Linked DNA regions of Homo sapiens: region 1 is linked to region 2. The links are chromatin contacts, found by Hi-C or POLR2A ChIA-PET in ENCODE. All regions are on one chromosome and are shown on one strand. The core of a region is the stretch at or near the end of the contact, and the rest is flanking DNA. Distances in the headings are between cores, read along the strand shown.

Evidence for each region. A loop is a pair of places that touch in the nucleus more often than their neighbours do. ChIA-PET counts read pairs that join two places held with the same protein, here RNA polymerase II (POLR2A). Pooled maps may share reads with other maps.
Region 1: a loop to region 2 is called in a pooled map, with 2.1 times the contacts of the local background. The contact joins two enhancer-like sites. A Hi-C loop is called at or near these places in 4 of 50 pooled maps. POLR2A ChIA-PET finds 5 or more read pairs at or near these places in 5 of 52 experiments (CD4-positive, alpha-beta T cell, Caco-2, Panc1 and 2 more).

The regions. Positions count from the first base shown.
Region 1 is chr1:92,992,593-92,997,771 of GRCh38, reverse strand. No RefSeq gene overlaps it. Among named protein-coding and RNA genes, the nearest start is that of DIPK1A, 34 kb to the right of the region's middle. Within about 2 kb of position 2,156, at least 5 of the 41 ENCODE cell types and tissues checked have a DNase peak (open chromatin) inside an H3K27ac peak, as active enhancers do.
Region 2 is chr1:92,878,903-92,884,345 of GRCh38, reverse strand. All of the region lies in intron 1 of DIPK1A (divergent protein kinase domain 1A), which reads left to right. Among named protein-coding and RNA genes, the nearest start is that of SNORA66, 41 kb to the right of the region's middle. Within about 2 kb of position 1,330, at least 6 of the 41 ENCODE cell types and tissues checked have a DNase peak (open chromatin) inside an H3K27ac peak, as active enhancers do.

The DNA of each region.
Region 1 (5,179 bases), core at 907-3,406, 110 kb before region 2:
CTCCCTAATTTCTATTGATCTTGTTTATAATTTGTAATTCCTTCCTTTGCATTGGCCTCTAATTTTTATGGGCACCTGGATAAAATATTTACTGATCACTTCTTGCCCAGCTGACATAAGGAACCCTTGTCTTTTTCTGAGTGCTGTATCTAGTAGAATAGCCCAGACCTTGAAGTTAGGCAGGTCTATGTTTGGATCTCACCCTGCCAACTTGCCAGTTGTGTGATTTTGGTTAAGTTACTAACTACTCCAAGCCTCAATTTTCTCATTTGTCAAATATGCACAATGAGATTATTGTGAGGATTATGTGAGACTTCATATATAAAATAAATGGCATAATGCCTGGCAGAATATATACTTTGCATTCGCCTTTCTTTTGAACTCATTTTGTAGGGGAAAAGTGAGTGAAGAAGCCATGGTTTTGTGGGCACCTAAAGTTCTGTTTTATATATCACCAAGAAGAGAAATAGGATTCTCTGGGTTTATGGGAACCTAATAACTAAAGTTCCTGGCAATAGATGAGTCGCATGATGTCTTAATCCTAAAATTAAGAATCATAAGAAAAGCAGTGGTATCTGCAGTGTCCATGGCACCATTTAACACTATTCAAACATTTCAGGCAAATCTCAGTAGTAATGTGTTTTGCAGTAGCCCTTTTGATTTTTTGCTTGGCAAACTGTCATGACCTAATGGTTAGAAAGGGACTTGGATAGAAAAAGGGAAACCCCGAATATTAATCAGTTCCCATGCTTATGAATAGTAAACAGAATTAAAACTGCCTGATGAAATTAATTTATTAAAAACCTCTTTAATAGAGCAAAAAGAATTCCAAAAAGGAAAATATGTTGGCATTATATGCCTCTAAAAAAGTATTTTTTTTTCAATAAGGCCGATGGCAGAAAAAATATAGATAATTAATCAGAATAAATGTAGTTAAGAAAAACTATTTTGGCCAGGAGCTGTGGCACACACCTGTAATCCCAGAACTTTGGGAGGCCGAGGCAGGCAGATCACTTGAGGTCAGGAGTTTGAGACCAGCCTGGCCAACGTGGTGAAACCCAGTCTCTACTAAAAGTACAAAAATTAGCTGGGCATGGTGGCGTGCGCCTGTAATCCCAGCTACTCGGTGGGCAAGGCAGGAGAATCGCTTGAACCCGGGAGGTGGATGTTGCAGTGAGCCAAGATCACGCCATTGCACTCCAGCCTGGGGGACAGAGCGAGACTCCGTCTCAAAAACAAACAAACAAAAACAAACCCAGGAAGTGAAGAAAAACTCAGGCAAAGGTTTAGTAATAAATAATAAAAATGATTAAGTGACTGACAGTAAAGAAATTAAGTGGCCCTCATAAATGCATCCTGACTCAGGAAAAACACTCAATGATTCAGAAGCAATGGAGATAATACCATGATCTATAGACAAATCTGCTGGATGATGGGCACCTGGGGAAAGCAGGGAAGTACGTGCTATAAAATAGGCACCTGTGGCTTGTGACTGGCCTTGACAGCCTAGAGTCCTCCAGTTCGCCTATGCAAAGATCTCATTCCAGGCAGAGGATCTAGAAGTCACCAGGCTAAACTTGCTAATATCCTTGTACTTACCCCGACCCTTCCAGAGTGTCTGAGACTTGCACCTTCTTCCTTCCACAGCAATCCCAAAGCTTCTCCCAACCCCCATCCCTGGGACAGAAGAAATGACTAAGTAAAAAACACAAGACTTTAGCAAGCTCCTGATACAGCAGAGCCAAGAAATTATGCAAAATCTGAGTTTATCTATAATTACCTCAGAGAAGGTCATGGCTTTTGTTTGTCACAGGCTTCCCTTCCACCTGGTCTGGTTTTAATCCACAACATAATTCTCTAAGCAGCGAGCCTAACCTCCCAGAATACCACAGGGCTAAGGAAGGAGTCAAAACGCTCCACATGGATGGCAGAAGACACATTTGCTCAATTTGAGCCTGTGCACTAGGACAGGCTTAAAACTAAATCCTGGGTTTGAGCACCACTCACCAAAGTATTTTGCTTTGGCATGGTACTGGAGATTAAAGGTAGGAAAGATTACATGGTCACATCAGAAACAAAGTTTACTTTCCTGCCTATGCAGCAGTGGCTTGTTTGCCCAGTAATCTTACTTCCTTATTAAGCAATATTATGGTGGGGCAGGGAGAGGGCCGGAGACATTCTAGGAGACGGGAGCACAGCAGTAGACTGTTGAGAAGGGAGAGGCTATACCCACTCCCTCGCCTCTTATGCCTTTCCTCTAAACACATCTTCTCCATTCCTCAAGCAAAAGTAAGGTCCTCTCTCCTTTATGTGACCTCCCAGTCATGTCAACCCATTCCTCAATTTGATCATTCACTTAGTCACTCAAATGATTATTGAGTGCCCGCTATGCACTGTCTTATGATAGTTCCCTCCATGAATGCCTATGGCACTTACTCCTCATTGTGCTTGGTTATATCAATCAATCAGTCAGTATGCATTTCTCCATAACTGTGATGGTTACTGTGCTCATACTATGAGGTCTACGAAATTGCTCCTGTGAATCTACTTGGGAAGACATGATATGTCCACTTATCATTGAAAAATAAATGATAAATGCCAAACAAATGATGCAGACAGAAAGTGATATGGTTCAGGAAGAGGTTACTGTGGGCTAATGTGGCCAGTAAAGGAAGACTTTCTGGAGATGCTGTGGCGTTAGTAGTGATCAGATAAATGGAGAAGGGCATATAAAAAACAGTGTAAGAAAAGGCACAAAGACCTGCATTAAAAAGGCATGTTAGGAAACTGAGATATGACAAAACTGGCTTAGCTGCTCACCAGCTGAGAGCAACCCTAAATGCTACAATGCCAGCCTGAACACAATGTCCTGGTGAAAAGAAGCCAGATCCCCTTTTGCATTCCTTCTTACTGGGTCTCATAGCTTTTCCATCCTTCTATTCTACAGAGGGCACCCTGAGTCCCGGTTAGAAGCCAAGGTCCTGCTTTCCCACCTCATTCATGCCATCCCATTTCCCAGGAGCTGGGCCCTGATTCTTTCTGGGGACCTAAATTTTGAGTAGATTACCTTGAATAGCATCTCTGCATAGAATTTGGGGGGATGAGATACATGTTAAGACCAGTGAATCCAATAGACATATGAATAGCTTTATTCTCAAACTTCCAACCTGAGGTGATCCATCCACCTCGGCCTCTCAAAGTGTTGGGATTACAGGTGTGAGCCACCGCGCCCAGCAGCTTCACACCTTTTACTATAAAATAAGCTCCTTAATCAGAAACGATGTTTTATGGTATACCATGATGGTGAATGAAGCAGTAAGTAAATCTATAGATCATATTTCTCTCAGATGTATGGCGGGTAAGAAAGGCAGATTACCCAGAATGAATTTCTATTCCAATAAGAATAAATGACCAAATTGCTCTTCCTTAGTCAAAGAAGAGGACAATGTAATCAATCTGCCACCAGGTGGCAGTCTTTTCTTGCTGAGTATAGCAGTGAATTGAGGGCTCAAGGTCAGGCTGGCATTCAAGCAATGGCAGTAGCTAGATTAGCTTTGCTGAGGTGAGGCCCATATTAAGTCCATAAATAATTGTGCAAGTACAGAAGTGTTTGGGGAAAAAATATGAGAGTCATAAAATGGGTAATCTTGTCCACTGGTTATTCAGAACGTCTCAACCGCAAAGGCTATTTGACTGTCATTCACATGAGACACAAATATTCTTACACTCTGGGATCATTCCGAGATATTCATTCACATACATTTCCCCTAAATCTCCAGCTACCAATCCCTTGGTGTTCTGTTCTTTCTTCCAAGTTTTTGAACATGTGACCTTACACTTAGCCCCTGCCCTTGAAAGTGCATAGATCTGCATCTCAGTCCACCTTTTTCAGCAAATGGACCATGACATGCAGTGATCAAAGTTATGCTCAGTGGGAGGATTTACATTCTTTATTGTCTTTCAGACATCTAAGTTGGACAGCTGTTGTGGTTCAATTTTGACTGGTAACACCACACCATGGAGAGTCATCTGTTATCCAGGCTTGAATCCCTTCTTCCTTTCTCAACTGATCACAGGGAACTTCCCGTTAGGATACAGTTGTGGGCTGAGTGTGAAAAGCATAGGCATACTGTGAGTGAGGGTCACCTGCTTAACTAATTAGAGTCTTCAGAAGCTGCTTAAACCTGAGCTTATGTATGCCAATTCTGCTTAATGATGAACTGCTCTGGGCTTTCCAAATTTATGGTTTGGTGTCTCAGACAAGTCCCAGTTAAAATGGGCAACTCACTTCATATGAGGTATCCCGTGGTCAGGTAGAGGTGGCTGGATGCCTTGGTAAGATATGTGGATTCCAGAATTGGTCAATACACTCCATGAAGTTTCAGGGCCCAGCTACTTCAGTGTGGTTTTTAGGAGTCCAGTGGTGAGAGACTTGCTGGAATAACCTCTCCAAAGTAAAAGACAAGTTGTGGCGTCTTCCACCTTAACCCAAAGAAGAAAGCACAGAGCCTGGAAGTCTCTTTAGATTCTGATGCAACATATCCCATACTTAGGAATATTGCACCTGCCCATATACTGGGTGACATGGAAGGCTGACAGCTTTGAGGGGGCTTGAAGAAACAAAGGGCACTCCATCAGGTCCAGACTGTGGTATAAGCAGACCCCTACTCAGGTCACATGATCCAGCAGGCCCTATGGTGTTGGAGGTATCAGTGGTGGCAAAAGATGCAGTGAGGGGCTTATGGAGAACTCCAGTGAGAGAATCACAAGGCTGACCCCTGGGATTCTGGAGAAAGGTCATGCCACCCACAGCAGAAAATTACATACCCTTTGAAAAACAGTTCTTGTCAAGTTGTTGTCTTGTCGAGTTGCAGAAGGCAAGTTACTCTGGTAGAGGCAGAATGTTTGACTATTGAACATCAAATGACCCATGCATTCAGAACTTATTCCCATTGTAATCAGGGTTCTGTCCATAACATCAAGTTAAAAAGTTAGATGGGCCCAGTAGCAATCCATCGGTTGATGAAAATGGTATATCCAGATATATCCAGAATCAAGTCCAAGTAGGACCGGAAGGTACAAGCCAGCTCTATGGGCAAATAGCTCAGGCCCTCGTGTCACCTATTACAGTTGCACTAGTTCCTCTCCCATGGCTTATACCAATGGCCTTGTGAAAGGT
Region 2 (5,443 bases), core at 81-2,580:
GTGTAGCTGGGATCACAGGCACGTGCCATCACACCCAGCTAATTTTTTATTTTTTATTTTTTGTAGAGATGGGGTCCCACTTTGTTGCCTGGGCTGGTCTCAAACTCCTGAGCTCAAGCAATCCTCAGCCTCCCAAAGTGCTGGGATTATAGGTGTGAGCCACCGCTCTTAATATCATGAACAATTTCTAATACTTTGGAGTTCTTTATCATGGAACTTTGTGTACACAGCAAAAGATTTGCTGATAGTTATTGAGCCCATCATATGGAATGAGAACTGTTTTCAGTCAACTTAGGCATAAATACATGTGACTACAAATACTATTAATGGATTCTAATAGCAACTTCCAGTTCTCCTCTAAGGCAGAAGGAAGAACCCTTAATTAGAATGGCTAAGAAAGCTGTCTATTCTGGTTGAGATGTCCCCAGTGCTTTTCTCCTTACCCCTAGACCCTGCTTTGCTGATCCTCTTCTGGGGTGGTAGCTAGTCTCCAAAGAAGACCCCTCAGTGAGCCATGCCTACTAGTAGTCATGCCCTTATGTGGTCCTCTCCTATATTAATTCTGAGCTGGCCATTTCTAACCAAAAGAATTCTACAGAAATGATGCAGCCTCCCCTTTGCTGTCTTGGAACACTCACTCTGAGCAAAGTCAGCCATCATGTAAGAAGTTCAATTACCTTGACACCACCAAACTTTGAAGAATCCCAGCTAGCCACATAAAGCTGTTCCAGCCACCTAAGTTGAGAGGTTGGACATGTGAATGAAGAAGCCATCTGTCTGCCCATCCAACCCACATAGTCCTTCAGATGGCTCCAGTCTTGATCACAAATGCATGAGAACCTTAAAGAGCTTAGCTTAGTCATCATCCCTCAGAACCATGAGAGACAAATAGATAGTTATTTTAAGCCTCCAAGTTTTTAGATGGTTTGTTATACAGCAATAGAAAATCAAAACACTTAGTTTTTTTACTTATCCTTGTCCTTCTGCACTGGGATGTTGAAGATCCCTATGATGAGTTCTTTTTACCTGCAATTGCAAATGCCAACATTCCTTTTATATATAGATTGCTAGTAGAGGTTGCATCTTCCTCCTATATGCTCTGTAAGATACTGGCTGTCTAATTGTTAATTAAAAGCCATCTGCATGCCTGCTTTTTTAACCCTAGAGATGCCTTTTATGTTTTCTTAGCCTTGAAGCTCTTTCAATATGTGCCTGGCCTGTGTTCTCTAAAGCAGCAGCAGCAAGGGAAAGGATTATAGTCTTCAGCTTTTGCCAGGAGAAGTCACTTCCTCAGTGGCTAAGACCTAGAATTGCACCCACCCCAGGGCATGTCTGTGACACTTCCTGTGTAAAATCTTTAGACTTCCTCCTGGCACAACCGAGTTAGAGCCAAAGCTGTTTAACATTCTAAGCCTAATATCACATCAGCATGTGGTTGAATTATATGTTTCCAAAGTCTCTTTCAAACATTCTAAGTCTGTGATTTTCAGGAACATTGTATATAATATGTGGGATACACAGAGTGTCTCCTGCGGTGACTGGCACAGAATGCAGCTCCATATTATGTGGATTTTTTTTCCTTACAGAAGTTGAAGAGAAAAGTATACATTTTTAAATCTTTATATTGTTTGTATATAAAAGTATAAAAATTGCTTACTGAAAAATCAGTGGAATACTCTACAGCAAAGAAAATGAACAAACTGGCTATATGTATCAGCATGGTTAAATCTCATAATGCTAAGAGAAGGATGCAAGTCGAAATAGAATATGCTTCTACTTGTGTAAAGTTCAAGCAATCAACATCAAACTCTGCATTATAGGGTTACATGATCAGTGGTTAAACTACTTAGAAAAGCACATAAACAAATGATTATCATGGTAGTCAAGAGCATGTTGGGAGGATAGGGGTCAGTGAGGGTGTTAGAAAATTCTGGGGGTTTTATTTATTTATTTTTTTGAGACGGAGTTTTGTTCTTGTCGCCCAGGCTGGAGTGCAATGGCACGATCTCAGCTCACTGCAACCTCTGCCTCCCTGGTTCAAGTGATTCTCCTGCCTCAGCCTCTCAAGTAGCTGGGATTACAGGCGCATGCCATCATGCCCAGCTAATTTTTGTATTTTTAATAGAGGTGGGGTTTCACCATGTTGGCCAGGCTGGCCTCGAACTCCTGACCTCAGGTGATCTGCCCACCTCGGCCTCCCAAAGTGCTGGGATTACAGGCATGAGCCACCACACCTGGCCAGAAAATTCTGTATTTTTACCCAAGTGGTAGTTATTTAGATATTTGCTTTATAATTATAATGTAAGCTATATTTATATATTTTAAGTAATTCTGTGTTAATATTTTACAGTTAAAAAGATTTTTAAAGCATCAAGAGACTTGTAGATCTTAGAGACATTTAAATATGTACATTAAACACATATATACAAATAGTTTTTTCTAACTAAAAAAGTAATACATATTTGTTATAGAAAATTAAGAGAAGAAAAATAAAAATTATCCATAATCCCACCACCTCTTGACATTTTGAGATAACAACCCTTAATGTTTTGTTTATTTCCTTGCAGTTTCTAAAGTTTTTTGGTGATTTCTCTTTCTAAAAGCCAAATTGGGAACATATCATACATGTGATTTTGAAAGCGAATTTTTTTTCACTTAATATATCACGAGCTATTGCTTTTACTTAGACACTTCTTTGAAATAGTGTTTTACCATTGAGCCTAGTCACAGGCTTGAGAGTCACCCCATGCAATGAATTCCCTAGTTGTTCTTGGCATTTTGTTTTGCGGTCAGCCTCTAAGCATGTGAAAATTATCTGCTTTTTATTGAAACTTTATTTCTAGAGTTTTCATAAAATCAAAACACAGAATATGCTCCTGCAAATAAAATCTTTAAACTTGAGATCAAAGAATAATTCAGATTCTTTCTATAAATCCTAAAATTCACCTCTTAAAAAGATTAAGAATGCTAAAACTCTGACCAGTAGACTCATAATGCCTTTTTTTTTTTTTTTTTTTTTGAGACAGAGTCCCCATTCTCAAAATTAAGAACATTTGTGTATGGAGTATTTAGGGGTAAAGTAAAAGGACTTTGTGCTTTACATGTTTATGAAAGATGCAGAGTATTAAAAATAGATAATAGAAGTAGCCTTTTTTTTTTTTTTTTTTTTTTTTGAGACCGAGTCTCGCTCTGTCACCCAGGCTGGAGTGCAGTGGCATGATCTCGGCTCACTACAACCTCCACCTCCCGGGTTCAAGCGATTCTCCTGCCTCAGCCTCCCGAGTAGCTGTGATTACAGGCTCCCGCCACCACACCCAGCTAATTTTATGGGTTTCAGTGTGTTGGCCAGGCTGGTCTCGAACTCCTGACCTCATGATCCGCCTGCCTCAGCCTCCCAAAGTGCTGAGATTACAAGCGTGAGCCACCGCGCCCCGCCAGAAGTAGTTTTTTTGTTTGTTTGTTTGTTTGTTTGTTTGGAGACGGAGTCTCGCTCTGTTGCCCAGGCTGGAGTGCAGTGATGCGATCTCAGCTCAAGGCAACCTCTGCCTCCCGAGTTCAAGCGATTCTCCTGTCCCAGCCTCCCAAGTGGCTGGGATTACAGGTGCACGCCACCACGCCCAGCCAATTTTTTTTGTATTTTTAGTAGAGACAGGGTTTCAGCATATTGGCCAGGATGGGCTCTATCCTTTGGCTCCATGATCCTCCCACCTCAGCCTCCCAAAGTGCTGGGATAACAGGCGTGAGCCACCGCGTGGCCAGAAGTAGTCTTAAATGGCTAAATTTTGGTTGTTGCCTCTTTCTGCCTATTTTTAAAACTTAATGTAAAGTTACAAACAAGATCAAAAATTTTCAGATTTGTTTTGAAATAAGTTATCACAATGAAATCAAACGATATTTTAAAAGAAGAAAAACTATTACTATTTTTTAGAGTAGAATTGGCATTTTGTGTCATCGTGGGCTTACAATAAAATATTGGCAATCATTTACTCTAGTGATAACTGCTTCTGTTATTTCCAGACAGATGTTATTATATTTTTAAAATTACTAATATTTTATGCATTAAAGGCTAATATAAGATAAAATGCTAATGTCATACAAATTTAGCTCTTTCAACCCCACAGTTTTTGTTTTCATTTTATTGTGTAACTGTAAGTTTCTCAAACACATTTTGGGCCTGATAATGCTTTGCTGTGGGGGGCTACATTGTACATTGCAGGATGTTTAGCAGCATCTCTGGCTGCTACCCCACAAGATTTCAGTAGCAGCCTCCAGTTGGGAAACCAAACATGTCTCCAGACATTGCCAAGTGTCCCCTGTGGGGCAAAACTAAGTCCATTTGAGAATCACTGCCATAGTGTATTTACAAAAATTCTTATCATGCTTTTCAGGAACAAAATTAGGAAAAAAGCAACATACCATTACTAGCTAGGCACACAATCTGCCGAACAAAAAACTGCTGGGCAGTCATTGTGAATAGTTCAGCATAAATAAAAAGGTCAGACTACATTTCTTAATCAAAGACTACATTATCTAGGTAATTGGTACAGAACAGACCACTAGAAACATTTTAGTGAGTGGCACACAGGGAAATTAAATTGGTTAATAGCTACAGATGTAATTTATGGCTCTTTCTTCAATCATTATTTTTAAATGTGAGGCTGCAGGATCTGCAGATATTAAAGGACGCATGAAGGTCCTTTTACTACTTTGTGTTACCCCCAAATCACAGCAATTCTCAATGGCATGCTGAAAGAAAAAGGTGTCTCACTCCTTTTATCATTTTGTCTACAACAGGTGATGCCCAGTGCCCTGCTGGGAACATCATCAATCTAACTTCCTCTCAAAAATGTTTGGCATTCTTTGTCATGACAAGTAGGCATCGGGCAGTCCAGTTCATAGGGTTTTTCTCCATTTAAACATATGCCAGAGGAAGTAGAAAAACGTAGCTATTTGATAGGTAGAGAAAAGAAAAATATTTAAATATTGTCACAGAACCATTATCACACCTTAAAAAACTAAAATAATCCTTTACTATCATCAAGTATACTGTCATTCTTAAAATTTTCAATTGTCTTATAAATGTCATTTTTTACAGGTTTTCATTTGAATCAGGACTCAAAAAAGATACATGTGTTGTAATTATTTGATATATTTCTCTCTTTTTTTGCAACAGGGTCTCTCTGTGTCACCCAGGCTGTAGTGCAGTGGTGCGATCTTGGCTCACTGCAACCTCTGCCTCCCAGGCTCAAGCAATCCTCTCACCCTAGCCTCCCAAATAGCTGGGACTACAGGCATGAGCCACTATGCTTGGCTAATTTTTATTTTTATTTTTATTTTTTGAGATGGAGTCTTGCTCTGTCACCCAGGTTGGAATGCAGTGGCACAATCTCGGCTCACTGCAACCTCCGCCCCCCAGGTTCAAGCAGTTTTCCTGCCTCAGCCT